Linked DNA regions of Homo sapiens: regions 1 and 2 are each linked to region 3. Evidence: chromatin contacts called from ENCODE Hi-C or POLR2A ChIA-PET data. All regions are on one chromosome and are shown on one strand. Each heading gives the region's core, a stretch centred on a gene start or an enhancer-like site at or near the end of the contact. The rest is flanking DNA. Distances are from core to core; before and after follow the strand shown. Region 1 holds the start of ZNF439 (zinc finger protein 439). Region 2 holds the start of PLPPR2 (phospholipid phosphatase related 2). Region 3 holds the start of ZNF627 (zinc finger protein 627).

The links. Hi-C counts contacts between places; a loop is a spot of excess contacts on that map. ChIA-PET counts read pairs that join two places held with the same protein, here RNA polymerase II (POLR2A). Pooled maps may share reads with other maps.
Region 1: a pooled map shows a loop between it and region 3 (12-fold over the local background). The contact joins the promoter of ZNF439 here to the promoter of ZNF627 in region 3. A Hi-C loop is called at or near these places in 1 of 37 single-sample maps with no recorded cell type and 8 of 50 pooled maps. POLR2A ChIA-PET finds 5 or more read pairs at or near these places in 2 of 52 experiments (WTC11 and activated B cell).
Region 2: a loop to region 3 is called in a pooled map, with 4 times the contacts of the local background. The contact joins the promoter of PLPPR2 here to the promoter of ZNF627 in region 3. A Hi-C loop is called at or near these places in 1 of 37 single-sample maps with no recorded cell type and 8 of 50 pooled maps. POLR2A ChIA-PET finds 5 or more read pairs at or near these places in 2 of 52 experiments (CD8-positive, alpha-beta T cell and K562).

The regions. Positions count from the first base shown.
Region 1 is chr19:11,845,954-11,850,119 of GRCh38, reverse strand. ZNF439 (zinc finger protein 439) reads right to left here and starts at 1,394. Exons shown (of 4, transcript NM_001348719.2): 1 at 1,190-1,394. The coding sequence starts at 1,252.
Region 2 is chr19:11,352,302-11,356,681 of GRCh38, reverse strand. It overlaps PLPPR2 (phospholipid phosphatase related 2), which reads right to left and starts at 1,250. Exons shown (of 10, transcript NM_001393892.1): 1 at 1,110-1,250. CCDC159 (coiled-coil domain containing 159) reads right to left here. Exons shown (of 11, transcript NM_001080503.3): 8 at 3,110-3,231; 9 at 2,808-2,890; 10 at 1,986-2,102; 11 at 1,738-1,809. The coding sequence ends at 1,805. RefSeq lists an enhancer at 1-338 and a silencer at 981-1,430.
Region 3 is chr19:11,595,757-11,600,194 of GRCh38, reverse strand. ZNF627 (zinc finger protein 627) reads right to left here and starts at 2,712. Exons shown (of 4, transcript NM_145295.4): 1 at 2,565-2,712. The coding sequence starts at 2,567. RefSeq lists silencers at 272-351, 2,318-2,457, 2,798-2,927 and enhancers at 2,608-2,687, 1,775-2,773.

The DNA.
Region 1 (4,166 bases), core at 145-2,644, 250 kb before region 3:
CCTGGGCGACAGAAGGAGACTCCGTCTCAAACAAAAACAAAAACAAACAAAGTACCTTCCCAGCTAAGTGAAGTGACTGGCTCTTGGCCAAGGGAACCCCCAAAACACCCTGAAAATTGAGTGCCTCTGTATGACAGGATGGGAGGTGAGACAGGTCTCCTTATACCCTCTCCCTTTAGGAGTTTACATGCAGCAACTGACGCACATTCATGTAAAAACAGACATTCTCTGACTGGAAAAACAGACTCCTTGTGGCAACAAGATACCAAATTACAAACAAGACCTAAGGCCACGCAAGGCAAAGGTAAAGTTACGTCTTAGAATTCATAAAATCTAGAGAAACAGGACTGTTTTTTGGCTGGGATGGAATGAAGTGGCAGATAACAGACCCCCTTCCTTCAGCATTCCTTCCTACCTCCTCCAAACTTTAGACAAAGCTTCACACTCTCAACCAGCTGCCACCTACAGAATCCCTCAACCACCTGTGCCTCCTAACCCCCCTTCCACAGGTCCCACCCTTTCTGCCAATGGAATTTACACCTTCCAGCCTTGATCCATCATTTTCCCTGCAATTCCTGTCTCTCTGAAATGAATAAAACCAAACTGTCCTGAGCCGCCTCCGGACCACTTACTCCAGGCTGCTTGGGGTTGTGTTTCCCTCGGCCAAGGTCTCTCCTACTCGGCTCTGAATACACTTCTGTATTTTACATAGTCTGTTTTTTTTCCGTTGACAAACCACAAGCCAGGACCGGGTGTTTCTCATTCGTGAATGGCTGTTTCCTCAAATGAACTTTTTGTTAACGTACCTCAGTATAATTTTTAACAGGAGAAAGTGGAGGCTGTGGGCCCCACAGACCGCTGCTCCTCCTACGGACGAAATCCACACCCGAGTCGAAATCCGCGCATGACCCTCCCGTGGCCCCCGCACAAGCTGGGGCGTCGGGCTGCGGGCGCGGAGCTGCACAAAAGGGCTTCGGGGCCAAGGCCGCAGTCGACGGGCAGGGACGGGACAGGACGCCCGGAGTCCCGGCTGCCGGCCCACCCACATCCAGCGGCCGCGGGGACCGAGGGCCGAGCAGCTCTAGGAGGACTCGGTCCCAGACCCCGGAGTCGCCCACAGGGAGGCCCGGGTCCCGCCAGTTCCAGGCAGCCCCTCCCCCATCGCACCACTCCCGGCCAGCACACGCACCATTTCCCGGCTTTCAGATGTACCGGGGTCCTCTCTACAGCTCCTGTGAGTAAAGCAGGGCATAGCGCAGGTGACAGAGCGACAGAAATCTGGGTAGAGGCACTAGGTCCCTCTCGGGGCTGGAAAGGCCAGATCCCAACCGCCGCCCTCGCAGCGACAAAGGTGACGGCAGGAATGCAACATCCTCCGTGCCTGGATGCACAGTGGGCAGGGCCCCGAGCCAGTGCCTCTGATTGGATGGAATGTTCGGCCCCGCCCCCCACGTCTAAGTGACAGCGGAAGCCCTGGGTATCAGGCCCTGCGGAGCCAGACTGACAGATTCTAGCAACAGCTTCTCTAAGCTTACACGAGCTGCTTCCTGCACTCGGGTTATTGGATAGTTGCATTTCAGCCAAACTTGCTATTGTTAGAAGAGAACACTAGCGTCTTCCTCACTCAAAGGACTGTCCCCGCTCCTTCGTTCTGCACGGGGTCACAGGAGTGTGCAGGGAATTTCAGACTCAGTGTCCACAGGAGCCATCTCCTGCCTCAGAGCAGCAGGGGAACCGAGACCAGGCCAGGCAAGACTGCACCAGGAGGAGAGGCATATTTCCTCGAGCGGGCCGGAATTGGGGATGAGGCATGGCCAAGACTTGCTCACACACCCCCATCCCCTCCTCACAGTATGAAAATGCTCCGTCCTTCCAGATCTTCATTTTCACCTGCAGGAAACTCTCACCTGGGGTTAAGCTTCGGACCTAAATAAACTGTCAACCTCATAAACCTTTTATCCAGGTGACGCCACCAAACAATTGTGTCTCTAGCCTGATTTTCACACATTTTCTTTATATATACAAATAACTCTGACTCCAGCGACCCCATGTATGTCAAACCCCAAACCCTGCCCAGAAGACAGCCCCAGGCTCCAGAGGTACAACACCAGAAAGGACAGAACCCCACAAATGCGTCTGCACGAAGGTCTTCTGCTTTCCAGGGCCCTACAGCTTCTCGGAATCCACACTCCTTCTGGAGCTGCTCTGAGCAGCTGGAGGCCACCTGTAGGGGAGGGCGGGCTGCCCAGGAAGCCCCCAGGAAAAGCTCCTTTCCCTTCCTTTGCAGGCTCCAGACTGGCCTCAGCGTGGAGTCACTGGCCTCGGGCTCTGCTGCCCCTGCAGGTTATTCAGCTACTTCTCACCCCATTGATCAGTTCCATGACACAAACACCCTCAATCCCATTGTGTGAATAAGACACCAGCAGAGTCCCTGCTCTCCTCCTATGTTTATGTATAAAGTGGGGAAGGAAAATTCTAAGATAACTTAAGTACATTTAAAAGACTTCCAGATCGCGGTGGAGGTGGCAGCGGAGGGACCCACGGTCACTGACACTGCAGCACCTCCAGGCCTGTCTGGTCAGAGAAAGGGTGGAAAGCTGGAGATGGATGTGGATACGTGGAGGGAGCAGCCCTGGGAACTGGGCTCTGCAGCAGCGCGGCTCTAGGGCCTGGAGCCCGGGAGAGCACAGATGGGGGCTCCTGGGACAGGATGCTCAAAGAAGAGTCAGGTGGCTTCCATGAAATGGGGTGCTATGGCAGCTGGTGAGGGCCTGTGGCTATCATAATTTGGGACGTGAAAACTTGGATTCCGTGGGAATTTATGAAGAGGAAGGCTCTGATGACAAAGAAGTCATCGATGAGGAGGGGGATGAGGGTCACTGGCAAGCTCGCTTCCTTATGGAAAGAAAAGTGAACACCCAACTACTGCTGCAAAATGGGGTGAAAGGATGAGACTCTCACTGTCAGGGAATAAACTGCTGCAGAACTCTTAGAGATTGCAAAGACCTTTCAACAACAGCCTGGGAGGCCGGGTGCCATGGCTTACACCTGCAATCCCAACATTTTAGGAGGCCAAAGTGGGAGGATCACTTGAAGCCCGAAGTTGAAGACCACCCTGAGCAGTGAAGTGAGACACTCCCATCTCCATAATTTTTTTTTTATTAGCCTGGAGAGGTGGTGTGTACCCTTAGTCTCAGCTACTCAGGAGCCTGAGGCAGGAGGATTACTCGAGCCCCAAAGTTTGAGGCTGCTGTGAGCTTTGATCAGGCTACTGTACTTCAGCAAGACACGGTCTCAAAAAAAAAAAAATCCCACCAAATTCCCTGGGGAAACCCTGACCCCCTTGGATGGTCTAATTGTAAAACACAGAGGGTGGTGACGTTTCCTTATGGACTGGATCATTCTAGCCATGTAAGAGGCTTGGACTACTGAGGATTTACCAGGCGGATGACCTCCTTGCTGTCAATGTAAAAGGCCCCTGGTGAAACCATCCCTTTAAACTTTATCAAATTCATCAGGGAGGAAGGGAGGAGGAAAACTTAAACCAAGCTGGCAGCACCTTCAGCATTAATCATTAAGTCAGCTTGTTCTCTGACCTTCCTCATATTTGTTTCATACCTAGTGTCCTAGAATCCCACAGACCCTAAATGATAGTTCCCGTTAACTGCTCTATAGACATCAACTTGAACATTAGATGTTCTCCCTTTGAATTTCCATTCGAAATATTTCCTTTTCAGGGCTGGGTGCATTGGTTCATGACTGTAATCTCAGCACTTTGGGAGGCTGAGGTTGGGGAATCACTTGAGCCTGGGCGTTCAAGAACAGCCTGGAAAATACAGTGAGACTCCATCTGTACAAAAAAATTTATAAACAATTGGGCATGGTGGCATGTGCCTTTATTCCCTGCTACTTGGGAGGCTGAGGCAGGAGGATCCCTTGATCCCAGGAGTTTCTGCAGTGAGCTATATGATCCCACCACTGCACTCCAGCCTGGGAAACAGAACCACACTATGTCTCTTAAAAAACAAAAAAGAAAAAAGAAATCCAGACATTTGTTGGTCTTTGGATTATTGGAGAGCATTTATCTGACACTTAGCCCAAAGTTTGATACCAATATATAGAATTATTAGAAAGGGGCACTTTGAGACTGGGACACAGCTCTGCAG
Region 2 (4,380 bases), core at 1-2,500, 240 kb after region 3:
ACACACACACACACACAACCATGGCATAGCGTTCACCCATCCCACAGTGAAGACCGAGCACCTGCCGACTTCCAGGCGCTGTGCTGGGCGCCACTTTGCAGTAAACAAGAGGGGCCCCCTTGTTCAGACAGGTGTCCAACACACACAACACATGTCACTGCATACTCACACACAGTGGGCTCATAGCCTGTCAGAGACACCAAACAGATCAAACAAGTCCCCACCCCCACCCCAGGCCAAACAGAGAGAGACATGTCAGGAGACCCTACACACATCACAGTCCCACACAAGCCCCCACACCGCTACAGTCAGGGACACACAGTCAGGCCTGCAACACACTTAAGAGTCACAGAAAAGAGTCACCGCACACAATGGGGGTCACAGAACTCATCACAGCGTCACACCCCCAATTACAAGGCACTCAGCGACAGCCACACACACACTAACAGTCTCTTATTCACACCAACAGTCACAGGGGAGAGACAAGGTGCCATCTACAACCACATGGCCACATCCATGGACCATGACACAGACTCACAATGCCACACAAGAAAGGTGCACAGCGCACGACCACAGCCACACACACATACACACCATCAGAATGAACACACAACAGGAGCCACACAATGACAGTCCTATGCACACAACCACACGAACACCAAGACAGTCACACACAGAGACAGCAGCCACACGGGGGGCCAATGGCAGTCACAGCATAGCCAGACACACACACACAAACCATCAGAGTGACACCCACAACGACAGCCGCACAATGACAGTGACACACACACACACACACCCGCGGACCTCCCGAAACCACACAATCCCAGTCATGCAGCCACACGATGACAGTTACACAACCACACACAGACACACAATGACAACCACACAATCACAGTTACCCACAGCCGCCCTCACCACCGGTGCTGGCTCCTCGGCCCGGGGTCCCCTCCCCCAGCCCGGTCCCCTCCCCCAGCTCGCCGCCTCCCCTCCCCCGCCCCTCCCCGCGCTGGACCCAGAGGGACCCAACCCTCAGGAACCGGAGACCGACACCGGGGGTGGGAAGCCCACGGGAGGGGATGAGGGGCGCCCCCACCCCCTCCTCTCACCGCGTCGAGGCCGCCGCCGCCTGAGCCCCCGCTCCGCCTAGACTGCCCCGGCGCGGCGGGATGGACAGACGGACTGCCAGCCAGGCTGGCAGACGCGAAGACCGAGACGCGGTCGGCCGGGCCTGGCCGCGCCGCGCAGACTCCGAGGTGGAGGGAGGGGCGGGGCCTCCGGGCGTCTCATTTGCATAGCCCCGTGGGGCGGGGCCTCCGTGATCTTGGAGGCGGGGCGTGTTAGCATCGATTGTAGGAAGGAACCAAGAATGGAAGTAGAGAGGGAGGACCCTGGGGTGGGCGGGGCTCCGAGGGTAATAGGAGGGAGGGGCTTCAGAGTATGTCCCTGGGCCGCGCCTCTCCCTCTCTGGGCCTCAGTTTCCCCATTCGCCAGGGCCCCCCAGAAAGGAAGGCTCTGTGGCCAGTGTGGAAGTCTGTCTGGCTGCTCGTGTCTGGACAGAATGACTCCTTGCCTTGTCATATATTAAATCTGGCTTCAGATGTCCCCTGATTCCAAGCCCACACATCCCGAATGACCCCTGGGGTCTCTACACCCCTCCCCCCCAACAATGAGGGGTAAACTAGGAGGGCAGGGGGATTCCTAGGCACAGGAAGCAGCAAGACTAACAGTCGGGGCTAGAGGAGGGTCTGGGCTAGTTTATTTTCTCTCTGGAGGGGTCTTCAGGGAGAGCAGTCCCGGCTGCTCAAGCTGTGGAGAGAGAGGGTGGGTCAGGGCCTGGCCAGGTCCAGGGGACTCCGGGGCTGCAGGTCAGGGACCGCATGCCCAGATCAGGATCTGGGCCTGTTCTGAGGGTCTAGACTGTGGGAGTCAAGGGCAGGTCAGGAGGGAAATGGGTGGAGGGGGGGACTGGGGAGGATCTGCACCGGGTGGGAAGGAGCGGCCGCTCTTGCTGAAAGGTGGCTGGGAGAGGTCCTGGTCACAGTCGGAGTCAGAGTCCCAGGAGGGGAGTGGAGGGCTCAGGCACTGGTGCCCCTTGTGGCCTGCAGGAGGGACAGGTTCCCTGAATGTGACCCTCAAGTAACCCCCAAATATAGGCCCTGTGTCCCTTCATAGTATACCTCATTGATACTTAAACCATGACCCCCAATTCCCTTGAATGTGATCCAGTGTGACACCAAATTATGACTTCAATGACCCTTGCATTTTACCCAATTGACACTTTTTTTTTTAGAGATGGGGTCTCGCTCTGTTGCCCAGACTGGAGTGCAGTGGCACGATTATGGCTCACTGCAGCCTCAACCTCGCAGGCTCAAGCGATCCTCCTGTCTCAGCCTCCTGAGTAGCTGAGACTACAGGTGTGCTCAGCCACAGGTGCACCATCACCCAGCTAGTTTTTAAATTTTTTGGAGAGATGGGGTCTCACTGTGTTGCCCAGGCTGGTCTCAAACTCCTAGACTCAAGTAATCCTCCCACCTCAGCCTCCCAAAATATTAGGATTACAGGCATGAGCCACTGTGTGGAGTCCCCATGGACTCATATAAGATCCAAGTGACTCTGAATGTGACCATGAATGACTCCTGGATGAAACCTCCAGTGACTCCTTAATGTGACCCCAGAACACTACTTAATGTGACCATAGAATAACACCCATCAGATGTGACTCCCAAATAGGCTCTCTGAACATAGCCTCCCTGTGAAGCTAGACAATGACCTCCCACCCCTGAGCAATTCTCAGCCTCCCTCACCTCTTAGGCTCGAGGCCTTGGGACAGGCCCCCGAGCACAAAGTGAGGCTGTCTATGGAGTTCTGCAGCACGTGCACAGCAGACCTGCAAGAAGACAAGGAGCTGGGGGCGCTGGGAGACTCCACACTGCTCAGGGTGTAGACAGCAGTACAGCTAAGGTTGGGGGCCGTGGTGGGGTGAGTCCTAGGGGGTGAGGGAAGTCTGGACTCAGGTGGGCTCCAGGTTCTGGTGGTCACTGCCAGATCCCGTTGGGGGAACGGGTTCAGAGGAGGGTCAGGGGTCAGACTGCAGGCTGGGCATCACCATATATCACTCAGTTCCTTCTGGAGGTCATCCTTCCAGCAGCCACTGGCTCCCTGCGGTATCTCTTCAGTCTCCGGACAGGCGGCTGTCTCATGACCCTGCTGCTTCATCTTGGTCAGGATCTGGGGTGGGGAGGGATGAGAGAACAGCAGTCATAATAATAATGACAATAGTGCCAGGCGCGGTGGCTCACACCTGTAATCCCAGCACTTTGGGAGGCCGAGGCGGGCAGATCACGAGGTCAGGAGATTGAGACCATCCTGGCTAACACAGTGAAACCGCATCTCTACTAAAAATACAAAAAGTTAGCCGGGCGTGGTGGCGGGCGCCTGTTGTCCCAGCTACTCGAGAGGCTGAGGCAGGAGAATTGCTTGAACCCAGGAGGCAGAGGTTGCAGTGAGTTGAGATCGCGCCATTGCACTCCAGCCTGGGCAACAAGAGGGAAACTCCGTCTCAAAAAAGAAAACAAAATAAATAATAATAATGATAATAGTAAAAGGTGACTGTTATATAGCACTTGTTATATGCCAGACTGCATTCAAGTGCACAGTACTCAGCTAATACAGACACCTGATCAGGTAGGGAGGAGTGTTTTTTTTTGTTTTGTTTTTTGTTTTTGTTTTTGGTGTTTGTTTCTTTTTTGAGACAGGGTCTCAGTCTGTCGCCCAGGCTAGAGTGCAATGGTACTATCAGGGCTCAACGCACCCTGAACCTCCAAGGCTCAAGTGATCCCCCTACCTCAGCCTTCTGAGTAGCTAAGTCTACAGGCATGTGCCACCACACCCTCTTGTTTTTTTTGTTTTTTGTAGAGACAGGGTTTTGCCATGTTGCCTAGGCTGGTCTTGAACTTCTGGCCTCAAGCAATCCAACCACCTCAGCCTCCCAAAGTGCTGAGATAACAGGCATGCCACAGCACCCAACAGGATGAGTTTTCTTTTTCTTTTTCTTTTTTCTTTTTTTTTTTTAAGATGGGAGTTTTGCTCTTGTCGCCCAGGGTGGAGTGCAATGGCACGATTTCGGCTCGCTGTAACCTCTGCCTCCTAGGTTCAAGCCATTCTCCATCCTCAGTCTCCTGAGTAGCTGGGATTACAGGTGCCTGCCACCACACCCAGCTAATTTTTGTATTTTTAGTATAGACGGGGTTTCATCATGTTGGCCAGGCTGGTCTCGAACTTCTGATCCACCCACCTCAGCCTCCCAAAGTGCTGGGATTACAGGCGTGAGCCACCGCGCCCAGCCAAGATGAGTTATTATTACATCCATTATACAGA
Region 3 (4,438 bases), core at 1,463-3,962:
TGCTGGGATTACATGCGTGAGCCATCGCGCCCAGCCATAAGTAATAATTTTTAACAAACATAAGACTAGATATTTAATGTTTTCTGAAATCCACTTCCTTCTTGCCTCTTTGCAAAACTGTCTTATATTTCAAGGTCTACTGATGAAATACATTTATAGTTACTTAAAAAAGAAAAAAACTGAAACTGCAATAAGTGAACAAATCTTTTGCAGGGGACAAACCCAGGAAGGGGCTGCGCTAACCTGGAACAGAGGTACGTCTGACTCAAGTTTCACATCTTTTTTTTTGAGACAGAGTCTCGCTCTGTCACCCAGGCTGGGGTGCAGTGGTGTGATCTCGGTTCACTGCAACCTTTGCCTCCCACGTTAAAGCGATTCTCATGCCTCAGCCTCCCCAGTAGCTGAGATTAGAGGCACCTGCCACCACACCCAGCTAATTTTTGTATTTTTTAGTAGAGACAGGGTTTCGCCATGTTGGCCGGGCTGGTCTCGAACTCATGGCCTCAAGTGATCCGCCCACCTCAGCTTCCCAAAGTGCTGGGATTACAGGTGTGAGCCACCGCGCCCGGCCTAAGTCAGGTCATTCTATCACCTGGGATATCGTCCACCCCCTAACCTGCTCACTGAAGGGCTCAGTGACCACCCTTCCAAGAGACACTGCATTTTGCCTCCATCTGCCTGAAGTACATTTTGCTTTTCAAGTTCTTGCATCACCTCAGTGGGATGGGTTTTCCTGTCCTTGGGATAAGTTTTCTCACTTCACCAGTCTAAAAGAATCCAGAGGGCAAGAATCATATCTGTTTTTCCCCTCAATACCATCATCCATTTGGCTGGACACCAATGTGTCCCCCAAGGAATGGGATCTGGAATTAGGGGAAGAAAAGCTGAGTGTCCCAGGGGTGAGCTTTGAGAGGGAGGGGATATCAAGAGATTCCTCCGACCCCAGGACACCCAGCTCCTCCACTAAGAGGCCCCACCCCGTACTTCAGGCTGTCCAGTGGGAGCAGGCTGATACCAGACCCTTCAACAGATCTGGCTGCTGTGGGCATCCTGTGTCAGCCCAAACAGCCCTGAAGCCCAGGACCAGGAAAGGAGGATGCTCTGAAGACATATCACAGTTTAAAGTTTCCAAAGGGGAACCCCAACCCAAAGACACTGTTTTTTGTTTTTTTTATTTTAGGGTCCGGGTCTCACTATGTTGCTCAGGCTGGTCTCAAACTCCTGGCCTCAGGTGATCCTCCCGCCTTGGCCTCCCAAAGTGTTGGGATTACAGACATGAGCCATGGCACCAGGCCAACCAAAAGACATTCTGAGAACATCCCTGTGCCTAGGAGAGAGAAAAGGAGAAGAGGCACAAAGGTTTTTTCACAGCAGGGTCTCATACATGTATTCTCTGCTTTCCTCTCCTGTGAAATGTTCAGAAACAGAAAGCAAATATTTTTAAAAGACCAATCGATTGCTCCTTGAAAAAATAATACAAATTAATTAGTTTGAAATGTGCAATAAAGGACAAAGAGTTGATAATGTCGTGACTGGAGTTACCTTTTGGGAATATGGTGAAAGAAGTGGTATCAAGAATTATTTGCAAGCGCCAGAGGAGTCAGGCTAGGGGAACAAGGTCAAGGATTTGGGACCCTGTCCCCCTGGGGAGTGTTAAAATAATTAATTTGGAGACAATTAGAGGGCTGTGGCTATGGTGTCCTGGTTTCCTACCCAAGGAAACAGAAATCTAAGTCGAATGAAATTCTTTTATTTGATTTTATATTTTAAAAATTTGTAGTAGTTTTTTGGTCTCAGTCTGAATATGTTCATTTAAAAAAAATTAACAGAGATGGGGTCTCGCTATATTGCGAGGCTGATCTTCAACTCCTGGGCCCAAGCGATCCTCCTGTCTTGGCCTCCAAAAGCGCTGCGATTACAGGCGTGAGCCACCGCGCTCCAGCCTCAAATGAAATTCTTATAAATTACCAGTTTATAAGGAAATAAAATTTAGGGTTAATAAACCACAACCACCAATCCACCTCTGACTACATAAGCAGAAAATGTCCACCTAGATAGAGCAAATAAGGCGACTGCATAACTGTCACCAACCAAGTACTGAATTTGGTTCGCTTCCTCCTGCACCTTACAGCCTTTCCTTCCATTCCCTCCAACGGATCCCCAAGCCACAAACCACGACCGGGAGCTTCTCCATCGATGAGCCGCTGTTTGCTCAAATAAACTCTAAATTTTTAACGGGAGAAAGGCGGGACTGTGGGGGGCGGCCACAGACCGCAGCTCCTGCAACACGAACCACATCCGAGGAGGGATACCCCCATGACCCTCCCGCGGCCCCCGCACCATGTGGGGAGACGCGGGGCTGCGGGGCCGCAGGCGTCGCGCAGGGACGGGACAGGACGACCGGGGTCCCAGCTCCTGGCCCAGCCCCACCTTGCGGCCGAGGGAACTCGGGTCCCAGACCCCGGAGTCGCCGCAGGGAGGCCTAGGTCCCTCCACAGCCGGTTCCGGCCGGTTCCAACCAGCCCCTCCCCCAGGTCTGGGGACGCCTGACCCCTCACACGCACCATTTCTCGGCTTCCAGGTGTCCCGGCGTCCTCCCTACGACTCCCGCGACCTGTACAGGTCACGGCGCGACAGAGGCTGCGGCGGAGACACCTTGGGCCTCTCGGAGAAACGGAGACGCGAGCCCGGGTGGGGACGGTCGCCAGAAACAAAGGCTCCGTAGGGAGGCGCAGGCCCTGCCCTCCTCTCCCGGGCCCATCTGAATGGACAGTTGGCAGGGCCCCGCCCCAGCGCCCCTGATTGGATAGGGTGACATACCCCGCCCCCTAAGGCCTGAGTGACGTAGGAAGCCATGGAAACGTGGCTGTGCGTAGCAGTGTTGACTGGTTCTAGCCACTGCGCCTCTCAGGCCGAGTTTCCTCCCTGCACCCAGCCCGAGGGATATTTGAGGGTTTGTTTTGGTTTTTTTTTTTTTTTTTTTTTGAGACGGAGTTTCGCTTTTGTCGCCCAGGCTGGAGTGCAGTGGCGCGATCTCAGCTCACTGCAATCTCTGCCTCCCGGGTTCAAGCGATTCTCGTGCCTCAGCCTCCCGAGTAGCTGAATTACAGGCACCCGCCACCACGCCTGGCTAATTTTTGTATTTTTCGTAGAGACGGGGTTTCGCCATGTTACCGAGGCTGGTCTCTAACTCCTGACCTCAAGTGATACGCCCACCTCAGCCTCCCAAAGTGCTGGGATTACAGGCGTGAGCCACCACGCGTGGCCTTGTTTTGGTTTCCTTCCTTCCTTCCTTCCTTCCTTCCTTCCTTCCTTCCTTCCTTCCATCCTCCCTCCCTCCCTCCTTTCTTTTTTTTCTTTCAGGGTCTTGCTCTGTCACCCAGGCTGGACTGCAGTGGCATGATCTCGGCTCACTCCAGCCCCAATCTCCCGGGCTCAAACGATCCTCCTGCCTCAGCCTCCCTAGTAGCTGGGACCAAAGTCACGCCCCACCACACTCTGCTAATTTTATTTTGTTGTTGGTGCTGTGTGTGTGACGGGGGTGGGGTGGGTTAGATGGGGTCTCACTATGTTGACCAGGCTGGTCGTGAATTCCTGGGCTCAAGTGATCCTCCTGCCTAGGCCTCCCCAGGTGCTGGGATTACAAATGTGAGCCACCGTGCCCGGCCAATATTTGCATTTAATGCAGAGCTTGCTTCTAGCTTGCCAGAGTAGGCACTGTCTTCTTCTGGCACTCCATGAGCTCTTCCTTCTAATTCCTTCCGGACACAAGGTCACCAGTATGTGCAGGGAACTCCACACTCACTGTGACATGGAGCAATCGCCTTGCCTCAGAACGGGAGGGAGCCCAGGCTAGGCCAGGGAGGACAGGAAGAGGAGGAAGGGCCTGATGTTCCGGGAAACGGGCATTTGGGATGAGGCGTGCCAAGGCTTCCTCCCATACCCTCCGGTCCCTGAAAAAACATCTATACGTGGAAAAAAAAGTAGAAATAACTGAGGTGAGAGGAAGGATGCTCTCTGATGAAGTGATGTGGGATGAGACCCAAAGTAATGTATTAGTATTAAAAGGCAGGTTGGGCTGGGTGCGATGGAGCACGCCTGTAATCTAGCACTTTGGGAGGCCGAGGCAGGCGGATCACCTGAGGTCGGGAGTTCGGAACATGGAGAAACCCCATCTCTACTAAAAATACAAAATTAGGCCAGGCGCCGTGGCTCATGCCTGTAATCCCAGCACTTTGGGAGGCCGAGGCGGGCAGATCACGAGGTCTGGAGATCGAGACCATCCTGGCTAACACGGTGAAACCCCATCTCTACTAAAAATACAAAAAATTAGCCGGGCGTGGCAGTGGGCGCCTGTAGTCCCAGCTACTCGGGAGGCTGAGGCAGGAGAATGGCGTGAACCTGGGAGGCGGAACTTGTAGTGAGCCGAGATGGCGCC